3 separate regions of the Mus musculus genome follow, and regions 2 and 3 are each linked to region 1. A link is a loop called in an ENCODE intact Hi-C map of the cell type or tissue named here. Cell type or tissue: heart. All regions are shown on one strand. Links, peaks and the distances in the headings refer to the core of each region. The heading gives the core; the rest is flanking DNA.

Region 1 (7,589 bases), core at 1,268-5,267:
TGACTGAAACACAAAATTTCCCAGCACACACAGACCTGATGCTTGGATGAAAAACAGCCTCAGGTAGGTCTTACTGATTAGCCCAAGGAATAAACTTTTCCCTGAAGTCTAGATTAGACTTATTTCCTGCAATTCCCCCATCAATCGGTATTATTCCTTTTCATTCCTGTATTTAGTAGGGAAACTATTAAGATAAATTATAACTAATTTTGCATTCATTTGCTTAAAGCATTGGCTCAATTTACTTATCTTTTGCCTCTGCCTCCCGAGCTCTGGAATTAAAGGCGTGTGCCACCACGCCCGGCCATGCTTATCTTCTTTTGTTGTTTCCTGGTTTTTGTTTTTTTTTTCCACAGGGTCTCATAACCCAGGCTAGCCTTCAGTTTGCTATGTAGCTGAGACTGACCTCAAACTCATATCTCTACCTCCGCAAAGATAAGATTATAGGCTGGAGCCTCCAAGCCTGACTGCTTTATCATTTTTTAAAAAGACTTTTATAATGTACATATCTATACATTCACAAAAGCAGAGAACACCAGCTCTGTGAACTAACTACCAAGACTAAAGTCAACAGATAACCAGTGAGGAGCTAGCACACTTCTCCCACATGCCCAACCTCTGAACATTCTACTGTACACTGCACTCCAGAGATGAGTCACACCAACTGTCAGCATCAATTTTCTGGTTATTAGGTAGAATTCAGCATTTCCCGTGTGTGTTATATCATGACAACTTAAAACTCCAAGAAGGAGTTTACAAAGGAGATTAGAAACACATCACACCAAGTCCATATGCTTGGTGTGAAGATCAATTTTGAGTGAAATCCATGGTAAATTTTGGAACACTTAATAAGCCCTGTAGGTTCTATCTCATCTAACCTGTCAATCTGGCTCCGCCTCTTTATTTCATTTTACTTGATGTGTGTGTATAGGGTACGGGCTCACACTTGACATAGAAAGATCACGTGTGGAAGTCACCACAGCTTGCAGGAGTTGGTGCTCTCCTCAATCTCCTAGTGGGATCTAGGGATCAAAGTCAGCTCAGCAGGCTTGGTGACGGCCGCACTTACCTGCTGCTGTCTCAGCAGCCCTCGGTGCAGGCGCCTCCCAGACACCACATACGTTACATTTTAAAACCTCTCACAGTGAATCCTGGAGCTTTCTTAAATGTTTCCAAAATATCTGCTGGTCATGTTACTCCTTTTACCATTCCAAAATGACTCATCGCCACTTTGGAACAAAGTCAACACCCTGGATAACACCAGGTCTTTCCATCCTTGGTTCCTGTCTGTCTGTCTAGTGTCATCCTTCCCATGTCCCATCGTGCTGTAGCTCTGCACCTGTCCCTTCATCTGCCCTTCCCCCTCTACTTGCTCCTACTGTATCTGTAAAAGCCCAGATGTGCCCAGAATCTACTGGGACATTTCCTATGATGCTTTACAGCATTGTGGCTTAGTTGCCTCTCACACTGCTCTGGGTCCTCTCCACAGAGAGTTCCAGAAACGTAAGAGCACACAATTGTCCTTGCTTCCCCATCCCCCATCATGCCCCGCCCCCCAAGGACAAAGCAGAGTGAGTGGTAGCTGGCAGAAAATAGACTGAGGCACGAACTGAATACATGTCCTTAATGTGGTCATCAGCCTCTCTCGGGAGAGCTATTTACTAGCACATGTGTTCATAAACACATTAGAAAAACCTTACAGGATCAGGTGACTTTAAATGCCAATTGTAAACACAGGATGTCAGTTAGATGACAACACCTATTACCATGCTTTTCTCTGGAAGATTAGTTCTTTCTTTCTTTCTCTCTCTCTTTCTTTAAAAGATTTACTTATTTCATTTATATGTAAGTACACTGTTGCTCTCCTCAGACACCCCAGAAGAGGGCATCAGATCCCATTACAGATGGTTGTGAGACACCATGTGGTTGCTGGGAATTGAACTCAGGACCTCTGGAATAGCAGTCAGTGAGCCATCTCGCCAGTCCTAGTTCCATTTTCTTTTTCTTTCTTTTTTTTTTTTTTTTTTTTGGTTTTTGGCTTTTTGAGACAGGGTTTCTCTGTATAGCCCTGGCTGTCCTGGAACTCACTTTGTAGACCAGGCTGGCCTTGAACTCAGAAATCCACCTGCCTCTGCCTCCCGAGTGCTGGGATTAAAGACGTGTGCCACCACACCCAGCTACCTAGTTCCATTTTCTACAGGGAAGTCTGCTCTTCCAAGTGTCCAACGTCATGCTGGGGTGCTGAATGCTTCCCTTCCCTGGGAAAAGCCCCAGTCATTCTCACAAAGCTAAAGCTCATGTGAATGCGATGTGGAAACTTGTGCTGTAATTACAGGGAGTAGGCACCCTTCCCCCACAGGCATGGTCAGTAGCAGGATTTTAAAATATAATCACAAGGGGCTGGCAAGCTGGTTCACAGGTTCAGTCCCCAGCACTCACGCGGTGGCTCACAACCATCTGTAACTCCAGTTCTGGAGGATCCAACACCCTGTTCTAACCTCCATGGGCACCAGGCATTCCCATGGTGTGTGCATACACACTCTCTCTCTCTCTCTCTCACTCACTCACATTCTCTCTCTTCTCTCTCTCTCTTTTCCAGGCAACAGAGTTATACACATAAATTCTAGAAAAAAAACATAACATTCACAAGCTGGACTTGGTAGCATATATCTGAGACCCTAGTACTTGAAAGAGCAAAGAGGCTCACCTCTGGTTTGAGGCCAGCCTGGTCTATACCATGAGTTCCAGGCCAGCCAGGGATAAAAGCAAAATTTGTCTCAAAAAACTCCATTCCCAAAAGAGAGTTGGGGAGCTGGGGAGGTGAGGAGCTGGGGTGCTAGGTCGGTTAGTAGGGTTCTGGGATGGTGACACAAAATTCCACCACTGGAAGACTTGTGACAAGAGGATTCTCTGGAACCCATATAGAGGAGGGAGAGCCCCTACAGGTCACTGTCCTTGACACACTACACCTACACTCACTCTTGCATGCACACACTCATTTCATAAGCTCTGCTGTACCCACCTCCTATGTACCTAGTAATACAAAAAGAATGTGGAGGGGGGAGTTAGACTTTGCAAACTGGGTCATAATGACAGTGGTTTCTATCACTCCCTATCGCCCCACTTCCCTTACAGATAACTCTTCTGAGGGAAGGCAGATACCAACAGAAAACAATGAGGACTCCTGCCACTGGTCTTTTGAGTCCACTATCTTGGATTTGGATCCCCCAACTTGGCGAGAGTTACTGGGCCATCATCACCCAGGTAGACTGATTCCCTACCCACAGAAAGTGTTGACTAATAAAGGTTGTTTTATTTTGTGCATTTGGGGAAGACCGCATATTGTAGCCCAGGCTTATCTCAAACTCCAAATTCATATGTCTCAGCCTCAACTTCTGGGATTACAGAAATCCACCACCACACCTAGGATAAAGATTGCTAGGATAAACCAATAAACTTCTTGTTTGTTATAAAGCAACATATAAGGAATACAAGGAGGCAATGGAAGGAGTAAGAAAAAACGCCAGTACAGAGAAGAAACAGACAGCTCGGTGTAATGAGGCAGGAAGATTGCTTCCAGTTCAAGGCAGCAGGAGGCGGTGGTGGCCTTAAAAGAACATTAGAACTGTGAGGGTGGAATATGAAGACAACCCCATCACCAACCACTCCTGACCGTACCCACCTCACTGCCTTGGGCCTGAACTTGAAGAACATGAACTGATTCTCACTGATACTAAACACACGGGGCCCAAAGAGCGTTAGGATTTAAGGAACATGTCCACCGGAGCACAAAGTTCCTCTGGTAGGTCAACCCCTGTCGCTCCGGGTCACCACAGCGCCCTCCAGGGAACAGACACGACGGAGCAGAGATTTGTTTGGCCAAGTTGAGCACGCTTGAGGGTGCCAGGCCCTGTGCACTGCTACTCTGGGAGCTCAGGCGGGGCCGACCTTAGCTGTGAGCTGCAAGTGGAGGCGGGACCCGCTCCTGGCCCCCACTAGCTCCGGGCGATCGAACGCAGACGGCTTTGGCCGGAACCAGCTCGCGCGTTAAGAGTTACCTAGTCCGATCCTGACCTGCTCTCGGACCTGTCCGCGAGATCCTGCTCCTCAGCAAGTGGTACAGGACTGGCGAGGCTGGCTCAACTGCGGTCCCTGGAATCCGGGATCCACATCCCCAAGGTTCCCGGGAGGACAGCGGCTGAACAGGAGTACAGACTACGCCGGACAGCAGCGCCCCTCCCCGGCGCACCCCGGTCCGCCCGGCCCCGAGGGCAGCGTGCCACGCCCCCACTGGGCCCACCCAGGAGGCCCGCCCCGCAGTAGGCCCCGCCCCAGAGAGGCTGTGACCCCCCCCCTTAGTTCGGCCCACCTGAACTGTGCGTCACTTCCTGCCAGCGGAAGGGGCGTACCACAGCGATTCCGTTCTGTTGACTGAGTCGGTTGCTTAGCAACACGGCCACTGTGTCCAGTGTTGCCCTTTTCGAGCAGAGAGCCTGTTTGTGCAGGAGCATTTTGGCATGATAATGCTGTGATGGCTTAGGCCTGGTGTTCCCATACTAACCCCAGGAATCCATGAATGGAGACAAGACAGAAGGCCCATGCTAAGGCTTCTTTTTTCTAGCCTGCGTATCTTTCCGATCACTTACTGGCCACGGTATTTTCTTTCCTCAGTGCACACGCAGGCACATAGAGACACACACTACGACAGAAAGGGAAGATCAGAGGACAGTTTTGTAGAGCTGGTTCACTTTCGCCTTTATGTGGGTTCTTGGGATCGAACTTAGGTTACAGGCTTGCACAATAGCTTGGCAAGGACTTTTACTCTCTGAGTAGGCATAAATTTTTTGCAACCTACTTTTTTTTTTTTTTTTTGGTTTTTCGAGACAGGGTTTCTCTGTGTAGCCCTGGTTGTCCTGGAGCTCACTTTGTAGACCAGGCTGGCCTCGAATCAGAAATCTGCCTGTCTCTGCCTCTCCAGTGCTGAGATTAAAGGCGTGTGCCACCATGCCCGGCTGCAACCTACTCTTAATAAGGGTCCAACCTCTCCTCTAGCCTACAACCCAGCAGAGGCAGTGGAAGAGAAAAGTTATTAGGATATGGGTGAAATGGACCGGTTCAGCAATAATTCTTTAGGGGTGAGCTAGATCTTCTTGGGCAGCAGTTCAGTCCCATAGCAAACACCAAGTACAATTCAGCAGCTGCAGACCAGTCCTCTAGGGGGGCAGACACCAGACACTAACCACCAGCTGCAGTCCAGTCCTCTAGGGGGGCAGACACCAGACACTAACCAGCAGCTTCAGTCCAGTCCTTTCAGCAAGCAGACACCAGGCAGCTGTAGTTAAATCCTGAAGAAACTTCTAGATTTGCCAACCAGCCTGATGTGAGGCCGCAGAAGCTGCAAGCTGCCATAGGAACCTCACAAGCAGTTCTTTGGATAATTTCTCTCAATGGCAGTGTTACCACAAGGTGAGCTCAACAATGCTATGTAAGGCGAACAAATACATGCGTGTCTTTAGCAAAGAATAGCAAGGCAGAGCAAACCAAATCTCAGTGCTCCTCTCCCACTGTCTGTGGGGTCACATTTATACTCCTTTATCAAGAGTCCTTACACGTGTCTGCTATATCCAACAAGCATCCTTTCACTTGTGTCTGCTTCAGGAAAACAGTCTTTTATGTGTTTGCTTTATCAAGACATCCTTTCAGCTAGGCAGTGGTGGCGCACGCCTTTAATCCCAGCACTTGGGAGGCAGAGGCAGGCGGATTTCTGAGTTTGAGGCCAGCCTGGTCTACAGAGTGAGTTCCAGGACAGTCAGGGCTACACAGAGAAACCCTGTCTCAAGAAAAATGAAAAAAATAAAAAATAAAAAAGACATCCTTTCATCCGTGTGTCTCAGCAAACCATCATTTGGCATAGCTAACTTTCTAAAGAACTAGAAGTTTCCTCTTGGTGTGCCATTACACTGATTTTATATAGTGCTGTTAATCTAACTCAGAGCTTTGTGGTTGGTAGATAAGCGCCTTACCAATTCAGGTACAACCCTAGCTGCTGCTGCTTCTTCTTCTTCTTCTCCTCCTCCTCCTCCTCCTCCTCCTCCTCCTCCTCCTCCTTCTTCTTCTTCTTCTTCTTTAAGATGGAGTTCTTATTTAGCCCAGGTCAGCCTTGCATTTTTTTTTACATATTTAAGGCTAGTTTTAAACTCCTGTTTTTCCTGCCTCTATCATTTGGTGGGATTATAGGCCTGCAACACTACACTTAGTGATCTGAAGGTTGGGGAAGGTTATGGGAGCTTAACCCATGGCCCAGTGTATGTTAGGCAAACACTCTTATCACTGTCACTGATAAGACCCAACCCTCAATACACTTTAAATTGTTAATCTATTTATTGCTGATGGTGCAGTCTTATTACTGTGGATAATTACTCATTACTGTGTGTCCTGGAACTCACTCTGTAGACCAGGCTGGCCTCAAACTCAGAGATCCTCCTGCCTCTGCCTCCCAGGTGTCGGGATTAAAGGCATGCGCCACCACTGTCCAGCTGAGAGAATGTCTTGCTAAAGCAAACACATTAAAAAAAAAAAAAAGACTGGGGGATGAAGAGATGGCTCAGTGGTTAAGAGCACTGACTGTTCTTCTAGAGGTCCTGAGTTCAATCCCCAGCAACCACATGGTGGCTCACAACCATCTGTAATGAGATCTGATGCCCTCTCCTGGTGTGTCCGAGTATAGTGACAGTGTACTCATATACGTTAAATCTTAAAAAACAAAACAAGGGCTAGTGAGATGGCTCAGTGGGTAAGAGCTCCCGACTGCTCTTCCGAAGGTCCGAAGTTCAAATCCCAGCAACCACATGGTGGCTCACAACCATCCATAACGAGATCTGACTCCCTCTTCTGGAGTGTCTGAGGACAGCTACAGTGTACTTACGTATAATCAATAAATAAATCTTTAAAAAAACAAAACAAAACAAAACAAAACAAAACAAAAAACCGACTGTTTTCCTGAAGCAGACACAAGTGAAAGGATGTTTGGATATAGCAGACACATGTAAGATGGAGGAGGGCTGTCCATCCAAATTTTTCTTCCTGGGACTTGTTTGAGCAGAAAGGTTGAGGATAATCATTAATATTTGTCATCAGTTAAAGTAAAAAAGACAGACAGACAGACAGACAAAATGAATCCAGACACACTAGTCCTCCTTTCTTTCTTTCTTTCTTTCTTTCTTTCTTTCTTTCTTTTTTTTAAGACAAGGTTTATCTATGTAGTCCTAGGGGAAGTCACTTTGTAGACCAGGCTGGCCTTGAGCTCACAAATCCACTTGCCTCTGCCTCCTGAGTGCTGGGATTAAAGGCGCTCCACACCATCACCCAGCTTCTTCTCCGACTTTTATTTATTTATCCTATGGACCCAAGTAAGGAGTAAATACATTTTAGCAAAAACAACTGATAAGTGCTTATTGCAGTGTGTACCCAAGTGCCATTGTTTCTAACTATCTTATTGCTAAAATTTGTCAAAAGAACTTGCTTAGGTGCTTCATTTGGTTTTTATTTAAAAATATTTTCATATGTATGTCAGAGGAGGGTGTATGTAT
Region 2 (7,589 bases), core at 1,310-5,309, 120 kb before region 1:
TATGCTGGTAATGAGGGTGGTTGAAGTCTCCACCCTAGAGCCTGATGTTCCCCTCCCACAGACGCTGCTCTCCTACCCCAGCTACCTCAAGTGAGTGGATCAGGGAGGCCAAGTCTGTCCTGTAGCTGCAAACCTTTGGGTTTAGGGTGGGTGGTACCACCATCTCATCTTGCAGGTGAGAAAGCGTAGAGACGCGCTGGGAAGAGAAGTCAGATATCTCCCTGTAAGCATGTTAGGAGAAATAAGTGCCCAGTGCGAGCTAGCAAGTCTGAGTCACCACCTTGCCACAGGATCTTTGTCCCTGAATACACCCAGGAGCTTCGGTTGGAACTGCAGGGCTGTGTGTCCAGTGTGAGCCCCGGCTGCCCAGTACGTGTCACAGTGGGGGCAACCACCCTGCCTAGAAACTTCCAGAGGGTGCTGACTTGCACTGGCCTCGCTCCATCCTGCCATTTGCTACTGTCCTCTCCACCCTGGGGCCGGTGGTTACAAGTGACATTTGAGAGCCTGGCTGAACCTCATGTGACAGTGGGCTTTACTGCTAAAGCTGTCTTTACAGGTGGGCTCCATGGGAGGGGAGTGGGGCGGGGTGGACGGGCTCTGTCTACCTCCCCCAGAGCTCTGGGCTTTCTTCCGGTTGAGCCCCTTGTCTTTTTGACAGTATGTAGGCCATGGAGTGTGACCATCCATCATCTTATACAAAACAACCCAAACCAGACTTATGATACCTCTGCAATCCAGCTGTCCCAAAGCGCTGTCCACCGGGACCTGGGCAGGAGTAGCAGGGTGGACAGTGGCCCCTTCTGTCTCCTGAACTATCCAGTCCTGAGGGAGGACACAGATGTGGTGTCTGTACACTTCCAGCCCCTGAATGGGGCCTTCGTGCTAGTGCATTCAAGCATGCCTTCTGTAATGCAGCTCCGCCTTGATACAGGCATGGACAGCGGAGGCTCCTTCATCATCGTCCTGAGGACTAACAAGGTATCCTCTGGAAGCCCACTGAAGCAGTCTACAGCTGCTGGTAGCCTGGGCTTGGCTCAGGGTACAGGGTGACTTCAGCTCTGAGACTGGGGTGAAGGGACCTGGTAGGTGATAGCATGCTATCAATAGCATGGGCCAGAAGGGGATTCCTCCAAGATAAAAGACTTCCCCTACCCGAAGCCCTGTCCCTGGTAGAAGTTATAATTATATCTGTGCAAATGGACAGGGAAATGGCCAGAACAGGAGACAGCTGAAGATAATTCAGCTGAAGAAAATTTGGACCATGATGAACTTTGGGCTAGCAGGCGGCCTCCCTCCCCTCAAAAAAAGGACCCAGCATGACCGAGCTAAAGTACAAGGTGGGGAGGCAAACTGCTCCTTAGATGTCTTTGAGGGGTGACAATGGCTAACCTACCCTACTTCCCCTTCCAGACAGAGGTCACAAATGGCACCTTGGTAGCAGCTTGTGTGAATGCTGCCTCCCCTTTCCTCAGCTTCAACACTTCACTCAACTGCACCACAGGTATTCTGGGCAGGCAGTTTTGGTGGAGAGACTGACTGGCCCCTCTAGCCACCTCTGACAGGCCCTCCCACCCCATGCAGCCTTTTTCCAGGGCTACCCCATGTTTCTGAGAGCCTCATCTCACATGGCCAACCTCATCATGCCCTTCCCGGAGACAGACAACTGGTACCTCTCCCTGCAGCTTGTGTGCCCTGAGAGTCCTGAGTATGTGAATCTGGGCCTGGGCAACATGACATGGGCTGGTAGCAGTGGAGAGTGGGAAGCATCTATGAGTTTGGAGGGGTTCTCCTTTTCCACCTGCCCCCCATCCCACAGCAGCACAAGCAGGGGAAATGGGAATCCCAGCCATTGGAGCCTGGAGGGCTTGGCTCTAGGCCTGGGAGTCCTAGTGGTAGAGCCACCAACAGGAGCGCTACAACCAGCCTTCTCAGGCCACTTCTTTGTAGGGATTGTGAACAGGCTGTGGTTCGCGTGGAGACCATCTTGTATCTGGTGCCCTGTTTGAATGACTGTGGGCCCTACGGCCAGTGTCTCCTGCTCCGTAGATACGGCTATGTGTACGCAGGCTGCAGCTGCAAGGCAGGTGAGGATGAGCTTGCCAGGCCAAGCAGGGGTGACACTCCCTCCCACTCCTTCTCACGCTCCCCTGCTAACTTGGGACCCCCAGTCTAGGTGTAAGGGACACTGATTTGTGGGGGGGTTGGGGTGCTGCCTCCTGACTGTGGCATTGCTTGCATCCTGCCTGCCCTTACCCACTCAGTGCCTACAGTTGTCTGCCTTACCCACTCCTGTCTGAGCTGTGTCCTACTGCTCACGTTTTGTTGTGACTACATATTGATTCACACTTTTCCTCGACAGTCTCTACGTCTGTCCATGCATGCCACACTGGCTCCTACGTGTCCACATATCTCTACATCTGTCCCTACCAACTTATCACACCTGTCCGCCCTTACCTACACGTACTGGTTCACACAGCCTTCTCCATGTGCCTGCTCACAGCAGAACACACTTGGCCACGCCTACCTGTGTCTACACACACCCGTCCATACCTGTTTCCCTGTACCAACTATGCTTATCCCTCCTTCTCCACTCCTGACCATGCCTGCTATGGATACACGTGCTCGTCCAGACCCTCCCGTGCCTACATGCATCTTCCACTTTTGTCCCCACTTGCCCGTGCCTGCCCACTCTTGCATATACCAGTATCTATTAGTGCCGATTTCCTCCTCCTATGCCCGTGGATTCCCTCAGGCTTGTCTACACAGCATCCTCTGGGCGAGGAAGGGCCCTAAAGTTCAGAAGCTCATGCCTAGGTATTGCGTGGCCCCCAGGTTGGCGTGGGTGGAGCTGCACCGACAACAGCACAGCGCAGACCGTAGCCCAGCAGAGGGCAGCAGCGCTTCTGCTCACGCTCAGCAACCTCATGTTCCTGGCCCCCATTGCTATATCCCTGCACCGTTCCTTCCTGGTCGAGGCCTCTGTCTACTTTTACACCATGTTCTTCTCCACGGTAGGCTTGGCCCTAACCCTCTCGGGAACTCTGGGTGGGGAGGTCAGGTCTGCTTGCTCATCGCTTCACCTCATAGTTCTACCACGCCTGTGACCAACCCGGGGAGGCAGTGTTGTGCATCCTCAGTTATGACACGCTACAGTATTGCGACTTTCTGGGCTCTGGGGCGTCCACCTGGGTGACCATTCTTTGCATGGCCCGTCTGAAGACAATCCTGAAACAGGTGAGTGGCCTCTGATGCCAAGCCTGGGCTCCAGGGAAGCAGGGGCCCTCACATACAGTACATGACGTGGCAGAGAGGGATAGACCAGATAGGACTGGGTATCGGATCTCACAAGAGAACTCGTCATCCACTACTGGAGGACGTTGTAGGAAGCTGTGAGGGAAAGGTGTAGCCGTCAGGACGCCAGGAAAGAAGATGGGGACCGGGACCCTAATCTCAAAGAGGAGTCAGGGCAGGCCTCCCTGAGAAGCTGGAGCCATGTTCCTGGGTTCCTTGTCTAAGGGCACTTGGGGATTTTATGCAGCATCTGGACAATAGAGGTGACTCTTCGGTGCTTGTGAGCTGTGTCCTCTATAGCCTGGGTACTGCCCATCAGGGGCACCCATATCATCTCAAAGAGTGGGAGGAGAAAGTTCTGGAATTTGGAGATCCAGCAGGCTGAGTGTGGAGGGCATGAACTTTCAGGCAGTGGGCAGATAGAAACTTAGGCATGGGTCCCCTCCCAGGTTGCATCTAAGGCCACCCTGCTTGTAGATCCTGGAAGGCTTGGTATGCACGGTCATGCAAGTGTGTACAAGACTGCCCATTAGGAGTGGACATCATCACCTAGTCCTCCAAAGGTCCTTTGGACACAGTAAAGGGACTAGAGGAAGGGTACTTCCCTCCCAGGGGCTGAGCAGGAACGGGGCAGAGTCTTAAGAGGAGCCGACAGAGGAGAGGAGCCAGGATGTTGGGAAGCTGACCTGGGTAATCAGCGCCCCTGACCCCAGCGCCTGCCTATTGTGTCTCGTGCTATCACAGGTGATTCCAGCCAAAGGCTTCTATGGCCTCACAAACCACTGTGTCTCTCCTAGGTACTACTTGTCCTCGGCACACTCGTCATCGCCATGTCCTTGCAGATGGATCGCAGGGGCATCTGGAACTTGATGGGACCTTGCGTCTTTGCTTTTGTGATCATGGCCTCCATGTGGGTAAGGAACAGGGCATATAGTCTCCTGTTCAGACTCATGGAGAAGAGAGCCAGGCCCTTAATTCCAGTTATGCTGGGAGGGCTCCAAAACTCCACATCTGTTTAGAGTCGGTAGCAGCTACCCATAGAGCCCCAGTCTGGCTATGTGCCTTAGGTCTTGTGCCGATAACCACTAGGCATGAGGCCATATGCACTTCTCCTGCCCAGATCTAGATAGACCCCATACCTCTTGGCTCTGGGTCTGCACCAACCAACCAACTCCCATGTGGCTATCCACTCTAGATATACCGCTGTGGGCACCGGGGACAGTGCTACCCAACCTCCTGGCAGCGCTGGGTCTTCTACCTCCTGCCTGGCATCTCCATGGCTTCCGTTGGCATCGCCATGTATACTTCAATGATGACCAGTGACAATTACTACTACACCCACAGCATTTGGCACATCCTACTGGCTGGTAGTGCAGCATTTCTTCTGCCACCACGAGAGGAAAAAGCTGGGTCCTGGGCCTGTTTGCAGAAGTTCCCTTGTCACTACCAGATCTGCAGGAATGATCGGGATGAGTTGTACACAGTGACCTGATAAGGCTGGTTCATGGACACCTGAAACTCTAATGACCTCTTCAGCTAGGACAAGCGAGAGAGGTGCTTGTCTAGCCCCAACCAGGTTTCCATCTGAATAAAATTGTCCTGAGACGCTTGGCTTCTTTCTCCAGAGAAGACCCCCTCCACCCCAAAAAATCTTTATGGCTGCTGCCAATTCCTCTGAAGGTCACAGCTGTTTCCACCTGGAGCCCACAGGTGCCACGTGTGGGCTGATCACGCTGTTATGGATGGGGATACAGATAAGGGATTCCTGTGGTCCCCTTCCTTTGGAAAGCCGTGATATGAGACCCACAAGCAAGGAAGTCTGAGTGCACAGAGGTCACTCACTGTCTCTGACATCCTGTACCCTTAATGCCATCCTGCCTTGGCATGGGGATACCCTCCTGCTGCAGTTGCTATGGTAGAGTCCAGGGTCATCAGAGAGCTGATTAAGACCTGGAGTGCTGTGTGCTGTCCCTCCCTCATTGTCTGTTGGAGCAGGAGGCCTTCGGGAGAGCCTGAGGTAGCAGGCTGCTCAGCTGTATGAGGTCTGGCTCCAGAAGGCACACAATGCTCGCTAGTGTTCCCTTCTCTCTTAAGGGGTCCAAGGCCCCAGTCTGGTGAGCATTCTCCTGTGCTGGCCCTAGACACTTGGATGAGGCTGACCCCTACTGGATCAACTGAGGATTAAGGAGTGGGTTCTGGATCCCCAGCCCAATCTTTCTGGTCTCCTGGGGTCACTGAGCTGGTAGTGCTGTGTGCCCAGGCCATTTGGTTCCCACTGTGAGGCTCATCTGCTCTGAGTACTGGGATTGCAGGTGTGGGCTTCTGGGCTCCTTCCCAAGCTACTAACATCCTTTATTTGGCACCAAAGCACACTTTAGCCCCTGAAAGGGGAAATGTGTATATTCTGTTGGGGGTGGGGGGCAGGTGGTAAAATGTTACTGTTCTAAGATATGAAGGCATATTTTTATGTAATTGGTGAATTTAATATTCTACAATAATTTTTCAAATCAAATGAGTGGTCTTTTTTTTTTTTTTCCTTGCGTCCCTGGAGGGAAAGGGAGGTTGAGCTCAGGGTAGCCTTTCCCAACAGGCTTGCCAAAGCTGCTGGGGAACTCCTGGGCTGCACTTGGCAGACGGTGCCTTGAACCCATTCGCAGTAGATAATTTTTCATGGTCCCTAAAGGAGGCGGAGGGAAAGGGATTAGTTTAGATGGACGGGCGTTGCTGCCAATTGGCAGCGAGCGAAGGCGCACGTTCGGTGACGCTATTCCGGTTCCGGGAGGCGCGGGCGCGCTCTCCTAGAAGTAGAGGGTCGCGCGATGCCGCTGCACAGGTATCCTGTGCACCTGTGGCAGAAGCTGCGGCTGCGGCAGGGCATCTGTGCGCGCTTGCCCGCCCACTTCTTGCGCTCACTGGAAGAAGAACGGACGCCGACCCCGGTACACTACAAACCTCACGGGACCAAGTTCAAGATCAACCCCAAGAATGGGCAGCGCGAGCGCGTTGAGGACGTACCCATTCCAGTTCACTACCCTCCAGAGTCCCAGCAGGGACTGTGGGGTGGAGAGGGCTTGATTTTAGGCTACAGATACGCCAACAACGACAAGGTGGGTGCGGACCATCTCGGCTGTTCTGCATGCTTTGCTGAGCAGGCGCTGCTCTGGGCGCCACAAACGGTCAACCAGACTAACACAAGCGTTTTGTTTACGGAGCAAGCTAACTCCGATAGCAAAGTCTAGTCCTGAAGTGGGGTGGTCCTGGATCAGATAGTATCAAAAGTAAGGACAGAGTGGGGACAGTGGTGGAGAAAAGGAAGGAGGAAGGATAGATTCGAAGCTTGTGCCGAAGAGGAGGGAGAAGTGAAATCTGCTTGTCACCTGCTAGTTTCTATGCGCATTTCCCTCATTTTTAGGACGGAATAACTTTGCTCCTAGTACATAAAAATCAAAAAGACCGAGATGACTGCCTGGAGTCTATCTCTTCTGGTGATACTCTGCTCCTAGGCAAGCCCTGTGGGAGGAGAGAGTATGTTTCAGGCCTTCCAGGGTGTCATTCACTTGCCTGTGGCTACTGGGTTTCAGCTGTGTGAGAATCTGGAACATATACCAGTAGCATTAGGGCTAGCCTGAGTGAAGCAGACATCTAGGTGGGTGGGTGTCCAGAGCCAGCTCAGGGGCCCTGACCTGCATCAGTGGTCCTGAGGAGCGTCTGAGGAAGGGAGAGGGCCTGGCTCACAGTAGCCCAGGTTCCAGAAGGGTGCTTTGGGGCCCACTTGGTCTATAGGAAAACGGGAGGTTTCTCTTGCACCCTTAGCTCTCCAAGAGGGTGAAGAAGGTGTGGAAGCCACAGCTGTTCACTCGGGAGCTTTACAGTGAAATCCTGGACAAGAAGTTCACCGTGACTGTGACCATGAGGACCCTGGATCTCATCGATGAGGCCTATGGATTTGACTTCTATATTCTCAAGGCAAGCAGGGGTTAGTGCACTCCAAGGTCTTGTCAGACTCGTGGGAAGTGCCGAGTGCACTGCATGGGCATGGGCAGGGAGTGTGGGGCACCCCAGGGTAGCCATTACAAGTAGGACTGAGTCCCTGTTGGTGCAGCCCCTGAAGCTTTCTGTCTTGCTGAGGCCACTCCCTGTGAGTCGCTGACTTGTCCAATGGTTGTAGCCATTTCTTTTTCTTTCTTTCTTTCTTTTTTTTTTTTTCGAGACAGGGTTTCTCTGTATAGCCCTGGCTGTCCTGGAACTCACTCTAGACCAGGCTGGCCTCGAACTCAGAAATCTGCCTGCCTCTG
Region 3 (7,589 bases), core at 1,310-5,309, 100 kb before region 1:
TTCCTGAGTTGTGGCATGGACAGTGGCCATTCTGTAGCTGGCCCTCTGCCATGCATTTTCCTGCAGTGTATCACTAGGCCAGACCCTCTGTAGTGTGCATACCAGGTGGTGCCAGGTGACTTTCTTTGTATCATTTTTTTCTAAAGATTTATTTATTATTATATGTAAGTATACTGTAGCTGACTTCAGACACACCAGAAGAGGGTCAGATCTCATCACAGGTGGTTGTGAGCCACCATATGGTAGCTGGGATTTGAATTTAGGACCTTCAGAAGAGCAGTCAGTGCTCTTACCCACTGAGCCATCTTGCCAGCCCCTCTTTGTATCATTTAAAAAATTTTTTTTCATTAGAAATTTTCTTCATTTACTTTTCAAATGCTATCCCCTTTTCTAGTTTCCTCTCTGAAAGTCCCCTATATGCACCCCCCCCCCCGCCCTGCTCTCCAGCCCACCCACTCTTTATATCATCTTTTTCTGTTTTGTTTTTGTTTTTGTTTTTTGAGACAGGGTTTCTGCATAGCCCTGGCTGTCCTGGAACTCACTCTGTAGACCAGGCTGGACCAGGCTGGACCAGGCTGGACCAGGCTGGCCTCAAACTCAGAGATCCGCCTGCCTCTGCCTCCCAAGTGCTGGGATTAAAGGCGTGTGCCACCACACCCGGAGCTCTTTATATCTTTTTTTTTTTTTTTTTTCCGAGACAGGGTTTCTCTGTGTAGCCCTGGCTGTCCTGGAACTCACTCTGTAGACCAGGCTGGCCTCGAACTCAGAAATCTGCCTGCCTCTGCCTCCCGAGTGTTGGGATTAATGGTGTGCACCACCACGCCCGGCTTCTTTGTATCATTATTAAAAGACACTTTATTTAAAAGTATTCCTATGTCAAGGTGGAGAGATGGCTCCGTGGTTAAGAGCACTGACTGCTCTTCCAGAGGTTCCAAGTTCGTTTCCCAGCAACTGCATGGTGGCTCACAACCATCTCTGATGAGATCTGACGCCTTCTTCTGGTGTGTCTGAAGAGAGTGAGAGTGTACTCACATACATACGTAAAATAAAAATAAACCTTTTTTGCAAAAGTATATTTCTATGTCTACATTGAGGAAAAGAATTTCTGCTCATGAGTTTGGGTTTTTAAAACTCTTGATTCCTGGCAAGAAACATGAGCAAATGCCATGAAAATTTAGTTAAAGCTGCTAATGGCAATTCTGGGAGGAGCAAAGGCATTTCAAGGCTCTCAAGTGCTGTCCTTTACCCTCTCATTGCAGAAACTCCCTCAAGGTCTTCATAATTTAATCCTTTTACCCCTATTTATAATTTCTCCCCCACCACACCCCCCCCCCCCAGCACTCCTTAGCAGGCCGTTGCATTTCCTCCAGGCTTCCTGATTCCCTTCCTGTCCCTGCAGGGCAGGGGTCCCGAGGAGCTGGAGGCCCGAGGGCCCTACTCTGGTCCCAGGGCTTGGGGATACCTACCACCGTGGGCCAGCAGGAGGATGGACGTGGACTTGATCCCGAGAGCCTGGCCTGGCCGCAGCAGCAGCTCTACAGAATCAAGGCAAGCATTGGGGTCCGGGTTTGGGAGTGGGGAGGATGCCCAAGGCCAAGGCTATCTACTGCTCACTCAGTGGTCGTGATTGTTTCTTCTAATGGTATGAGGCTGAATGGTCTGGGTCAGGGGCTGCTAGAGAGTCTCCAGTGCCCAGAGGCCGGAGGACCTGAGGCTGCATTAGATGGACAGAAGTGAACATGAAACTTGTCCTGGCATTTGAGGGGGGGGGCACTATCTATACCCCAGCCCCAGACCTGAGGCTCAGTGATGAGTCTAGGAGGGGAATTTGTCAGGCTTGGTCACCCTAGTAGCTATAGTTCAAGTGGTTCCTTCTCTATACATAGCAATCCTGGTCCTCGGTACTGTGCTAAGTCCTCTTAAGGGACAGGTGGCAGGGTTAGGATCACCCCAGTCAGCTGTGGGTTTAGAGTCTGAAGCCAGTACTACTGCTTTTGCCTGTGAGCCATGAAGAAGGGACAAGGCAATGAGGGAGAACAATGTCCAGAACAAAACATGGCAGTGGCACTGGCAGCAGCAGTATAAAAGCATGTAGATGGCAAGTGCAGATGCAGCCAGTATAGGGTGGTATGGGTACCAGGAGTCCTCTGGCCAAGGTGAGGTCTGGGTGGGTGCGTACTAAGCCTAGGTCACAACTTTTTGTCTGCAAAATGGACTACCTGAGAGGTGTCAGGGGCTGATTTGACTGGTAGATGACATTCTTAAGTGCAGTAATTACTTGTGTTCACATATTTCTCCTTGGGATGTGGCTGACCGAGGGTTGAGACCTGCCAAGTAGAGAGTTGTGCATCTATGTTCCTGTGGTGGGGCAAAATGGAGTTGACTCTTTGCGCTTGCAGACTTAGCAAGAGATGCCTTGCAGACATTATAAGTGTTATGTGTGTATTTGTGTGGAGGGCGACCAGCTACCCAGAAACTCTACTCTCTCAATAGCATCTGCGATCAGATATGAGTGGTCTGCCTTCAGTGTACTGGCCTAGGGTTCAGTGATGGCTGTGGTTGTTGAGCGCGCTCAGGGCTGTTTCCCATGGCACCTTTCGGGACGAGCAGTAGTCGTTGCCCCATTGGGCATCCTCCGCGGCTACGTTTCTTTTCAGCGGCACTCCTAGTTCACGCCCCGCCTTCACCACCGCAAGACAGTGCTTGGCTCCTGAGTACGCCGCAGTCCCGCCTTTCGCTCAAGACTCTGCCCCTTACTCTTCTTGTCCTCGGACTCCCACCCGCCCCGTGTTAGAAGCTCCGCCCCACACCGTGGTTCTGCCTCTACAACGAGACCCAGCCTCCGCAGCAGTCCCGCCCCACACCACGGCCCCGCCCCCGCACTTCCGGGCGGCGCCGGCGGGGGCGCTCAGGCCTGGGCTTCAGGGCTCTGGGCTCAGGCTCCCGGCTCAGGGAAGCGCTTGCGGCCGCCGCCGCAGGAGCCTGCTGGGGTCGGGCTGGAGCCTGGTTCCAGAGAGGGCTGGTGAGAGTGAGCAGCCGGTTTTGGCGGCGCTCTGCGGCCTGCCTTGCGCCGCCTCCGGGCCACGGGTCGCCGAGCCGCCGCCGCCGCCGCGATGGGGGCCCCCCAGGGCCGCGCCCCCGCCGTGGCCCGCCCGCTGAGCCGCCGCTGAGCGCATGGGCCTCGCCGGGCCGGGAGCCAGGCCCCGGGCCGCGCCTCCACAGCCGCCGCGCGCTGGTGAGTAGTGGGAGCCGACGGGCGCGCTCCTGTGGCGCGGAGGCCTGCTGCCCGGGGCTGCGGGAGTAGGCCGCGCTAGGCCGGCGTACGCGGACCCGGAAGAGAGGGGCGCGCGGGTTGCGGGCGGGAGGCGTGCCGGAGCGCGGCCCCTGATGTGCGAGGTTGTGCCCGGCGTAGGGAGACCTGAGATCCAAGGGGACGTTGAGCGGAAGAGGTGGCAGGCTCCGCAGTATGAGTAGAGGCGTGGGGACTGCATGGTATGCTAGGTATATATGAGGAGAAGGGCTTGGGGGTGGGGGGGGCGATGTGCCAGGGACAGGACGATAGTAGGGCATGGGGAAAGCAAGGCCTGTTTGAACAGGACCAGGGACTAAGGAAAAGCAAGGATTCTAAGAATGATGTACAGGTGGGTGTGTGTCTGCCGAGTGTGGTGTACTGTTGATGGGTCTGGGACACATTTAGGATATGGGTGAGTGGGTGCTGAGAAGCTGCTGGTGCTAGACTGTGTGTGTGTCTTCCTTTGCGCTATCCCCTAGTCCCTATGAAAAAGTAAAGTAGGGACGAGTAAGAACAATCCAAGGAGGGCACTCTCTGGTGTGGTTTGGCTTGCCAGATAACCACTTGTCCTGGTGTTCATTGCCTTACTTAATAATGCTCCCCCCAAACAAAACAAATTCACCCAAAACCAAAGCCCAGAGCGAGCATTTTTAGTTGGGCATAAGGATTTTTTTCGGCTCATCTGAAGATAACTTGTAAAGAGTTCGCAATAACTGTGTACTCCTCCCCTTTACTCCAATGCGTTCCTTTACTCACAGTCCGTTTTGGAGAACATGGAGTCTGACTTTACCTGAGAGAGGCAGTACTAGCTGGTTTCAGTTTTAGAGCCCACTTCAGGGCCGAGAAAATATAGGGAGCACAGAGATTTTGTTTGATTTTTCAGCAGTATTGACTTGTCCTACATCTTTCAGAGAAACACCGTTACGACTTTATGTGATGGGGGACTGCACTAGATATGAAATGAGAGTCCTGACCTTTCAAGAATTTAATCAATGGCTCGTTAGTATGATAGTCATATTATTACTTCCACGTTCCACCTAAATCATAAGCTTGGAAGCTATACTTGAGTATAAGCAATATATACAAATACACCCAGGGCTGTGTGTTTTGACAGTGTCAAAGGGAATTTTATATATGATATCAGGTTTATATATTACCTTTATAGAGTCACTTTATAAGTCTTGGTTGCAGATTTGAGGCTGGATTTGGTGCAATGGGCTTTAGATTCTTACTGAATTATCATAGCTGCTTTATGTGTGGTATTTCTGTGTGCCTTAAGTGTTAGATGTTCTCTGTGGGAGCCCAGGGGTTATTGGAAATTGGGCTGTTTCAGTGTTAGTAATTTTGGGGAATGTTTCGTGTTCAGGTACAGGTAGCCAGGAGTGCAGGCCCCTTTTTCCTGTGATGATATCCTAGATAAGAGCATAGTAGACACGATGGGCTGGTGTGATGTTTTAGATATCCAATGTGCTTACCACATGCAGACAGAACTACCAGAAAGTGACTGAGGTTAAAGAGAGGTATAGGAGGTCAGTGAGCAGCAAACCACAGTCATAGGGCCTGTGAACTTAAGAAACAGGCTGGTCCTGCTGAGGCTGAGATTATAGCTTGCCTAAGAAGTCATTAGCTGCAGAAATGTCATAATTGTGACCCATCTCTTATTTGTACATGCCTTTTCCTTGTAGCCATTAGTAATCTAGCCATCAGCATTGTTAGCAGGTAAAGTGTGTATTCTGTGAGAATGAGCAAAAGATAGATTTCATGGAAGTCAGGGCTCAGCACTGTTGAATGGTAACCAAGGACAGCCACTCCCTTTTTGGTTGTTTTTTGTTTTGTGACGGTCTCTTATACCCTCTAACTCTCATGAAGCCAGGAATAACCTTGACTTTCTCATCCTCTGCCTCTACCTCCATACAGAGATGTGCATCATCACTCTCAGTTTTATGCAGTGCTGGGCATCTGGGCATGAAACCCAGGCCTCAAGCTTGCTAGGCAGCACTCTACCATCTGAGCTGCATCCCTAGCCCCATGACCTTGAATTCTCTTACTTGTTTTATTTTTGAGACAAGGTTTCTTTCTATAGTCCTAGCTGTTCTGGAACTCTGGCTGCTCTGTAGATCAGGTTGGCCTTGAACTCAGAGAGATCCATCTCCCTTTACCTCCTGAGTGTTGGGACCACCCACCGTCTGGCTGACCCTGAACTCTTGATCAGGTCTTGAATTCTCCCTCATTTTTCCAAGTGCTGAGATGAGATTATAGATTTGTGCCAATATACTGGCTTTATTTATTTATTGAGACAGTCTCTCATTTTATAGCCCAGGCTAGCCTTGACTCAGGATGACTCTCTTCTTGCCTCAGCCTCTGAGCTCTGAGATGACAGGTAGGAACCACGATGCCTGTCTTTTGTTTTTAGGATTTATTTTGTTCCAGTTATCTGACTGACATATGCCTCTCTCTAGCTCACTTTTAGCTGGGAACATTTGGGGCTGTGTTGCTATCTCCTCCTTGGATATGTTGAGAGGCACTGCTGGAGAGCCTGTGGGATGTAGCAGAAAGGACCAAAGATCATAGCAGAGGCTCCTATCCAAATCTGAACAGATTTGGTCCCTTTTGCACACCCTGCACAGCAACAAAAAATATAGTTTTTAATTTCTTAAGAGTATAGGTGGTATGGTTTTCACTTGGTCGAGCTAAGCCATATTCTCTGTATGCTTCTTTATCTAAAAAGCATACTTGTATTTGTAACTGATTTTTTTTTTTCTGTACCTTTTCTGTCTTTCCAAAGTCACTATATGCTATGAGAAGGGAATCTCCTTGTAAAAGAGAAATTAGCAACCAAGTACAGCAGCTTTTTGAATCTCTAAGGTTGTCTGTGTTGTTAATGTATAGATGCCTCTGAATGTGGACTGTGTCCTTCCATCACTGGTCCAAAGTGTGGAAGGTAGCCAGCCTATTATCACTTGATGTCTTAGCTGTTGAGAGCTGGAAGGACATCTTGCTGTGTGGTTGCTCATGAGGCATGCCAGGTATGAAAAGTAAAAGAAAAGACAGGAAATACAGAGACTGTTATACTTGTCATATGCCTGTCTACCTGAGGATCTGTAGTGCCTCTTTGTCTCTGAGTGTCACTAGGGCAAGAGAGGTGATTGTCTTCATGTATGAGGGGCCAGCTCACTGATGCTGGTGAGTGGAGACAGAGGCACCCTTCCTTTTCTCTAGCGACATTTCTTTAGCCAGGATGGGTGGTCTTCAGGCCTTATTATTGGAGGTGTCCCTTGAAGGAGAGATGTCCTCCATGACTCAGGCTTTCACTTAGTGTGAGAGGCATTCTTGTAAAAGTTCCAGAAATTGCCTTAATGATAGAGCAAAATTTGTGGCCAAATATGTCTCTGCTGGACGTCTGCATTGAGTCTCTGCTCCAAGTGGGAGTGGGAGGGCATCCCTGCACATCTCAAGAGAACCTCTGGTGTTTCCATGGACCACCTTTCCTAATCCTTGTCCTCTTAATGGTTTTAACAGGAGAGATTGATTCCCTTGGGAGCTGTAAGTACTGAGGTATTAGGGTGCAGCGCTCATTGTTCACTGATGCAGAGTCCCAAAATGAATGTCCAGGAGCAGGGTTTCCCCTTGGACCTCGGAGCAAGTTTCACCGAAGATGCCCCCCGGCCCCCAGTGCCTGGAGAAGAGGGAGAACTGGTATCTACTGATTCGAGGCCTGTCAACCACAGTTTCTGTTCTGGGAAAGGTACCAGCATTAAAAGTGAGACCTCAACAGCCACCCCAAGACGTTCAGATCTGGATCTGGGATATGAGCCCGAGGGCAGTGCCTCCCCCACCCCACCATATTTGAGGTGGGCTGAGTCACTGCATTCCTTACTGGATGACCAAGATGGGATCAGCCTGTTCAGGACTTTCCTGAAGCAGGAGGGCTGTGCTGACCTGCTGGACTTCTGGTTTGCCTGCAGTGGCTTCAGGAAGCTTGAGCCCTGTGACTCAAATGAGGAAAAGAGGCTGAAGCTGGCAAGAGCCATCTACCGAAAGTACATCCTGGATAGCAATGGCATTGTGTCCAGACAAACCAAGCCAGCCACTAAGAGCTTCATAAAGGACTGTGTCATGAAGCAGCAGATAGATCCTGCCATGTTTGACCAGGCACAGACAGAAATCCAGTCCACCATGGAGGAGAATACCTACCCTTCCTTTCTTAAGTCTGACATTTATTTGGAGTACACAAGGACAGGCTCAGAGAGTCCGAAGGTCTGCAGTGACCAGAGCTCAGGGTCTGGAACAGGGAAGG

What was found. Peaks named below come from ENCODE experiments on the same cell type or tissue, not always from the same donor. Only the 100,000 strongest peaks of a DNase experiment are listed, where the experiment ranks them.
Region 2: it touches region 1 in a loop (2.6-fold over the local background); 18 of 42 quality-filtered maps call a loop at or near these places.
Region 3: it touches region 1 in a loop (4-fold over the local background); 18 of 42 quality-filtered maps call a loop at or near these places.

What each region holds. Positions count from the first base shown.
Region 1 is chr17:26,239,932-26,247,520 of GRCm38, forward strand. It overlaps Fam234a (family with sequence similarity 234, member A), which reads right to left and starts at 4,311. Exons shown (of 13, transcript NM_001206335.1): 1 at 4,075-4,311. In heart, for the core only: CTCF peaks have their summits at 3,600 (motif pointing right), 3,847 and 4,196; a DNase peak (open chromatin) is centred at 4,280; H3K4me3 peaks cover 1,689 bases; H3K27ac peaks cover 1,326 bases.
Region 2 is chr17:26,117,449-26,125,037 of GRCm38, forward strand. It overlaps Pgap6 (post-glycosylphosphatidylinositol attachment to proteins 6), which reads left to right. Exons shown (of 13, transcript NM_021793.2): 4 at 1-90; 5 at 291-559; 6 at 662-981; 7 at 1,414-1,504; 8 at 1,585-1,708; 9 at 1,951-2,087; 10 at 2,836-3,014; 11 at 3,091-3,237; 12 at 4,092-4,208; 13 at 4,490-5,806. The coding sequence ends at 4,786. It overlaps Mrpl28 (mitochondrial ribosomal protein L28), which reads left to right and starts at 6,055. Exons shown (of 5, transcript NM_024227.3): 1 at 6,055-6,401; 2 at 7,108-7,260. The coding sequence starts at 6,114. In heart, for the core only: a CTCF peak has its summit at 2,887 (motif pointing right); DNase peaks (open chromatin) are centred at 2,817, 3,007 and 5,183; H3K4me3 peaks cover 64 bases; H3K27me3 peaks cover 1,914 bases.
Region 3 is chr17:26,135,807-26,143,395 of GRCm38, forward strand. Axin1 (axin 1) reads left to right here and starts at 2,880. Exons shown (of 11, transcript NM_009733.2): 1 at 2,880-3,235; 2 at 6,812-7,589. The coding sequence starts at 6,878. Gm46600 (a long non-coding RNA gene) reads right to left here and starts at 2,946. Exons shown (of 3, transcript XR_001782196.2): 1 at 2,595-2,946; 2 at 1,467-1,535; 3 at 979-1,007. In heart, for the core only: a CTCF peak has its summit at 2,905; DNase peaks (open chromatin) are centred at 1,765, 2,125 and 2,845; H3K4me3 peaks cover 2,604 bases; H3K27ac peaks cover 2,069 bases.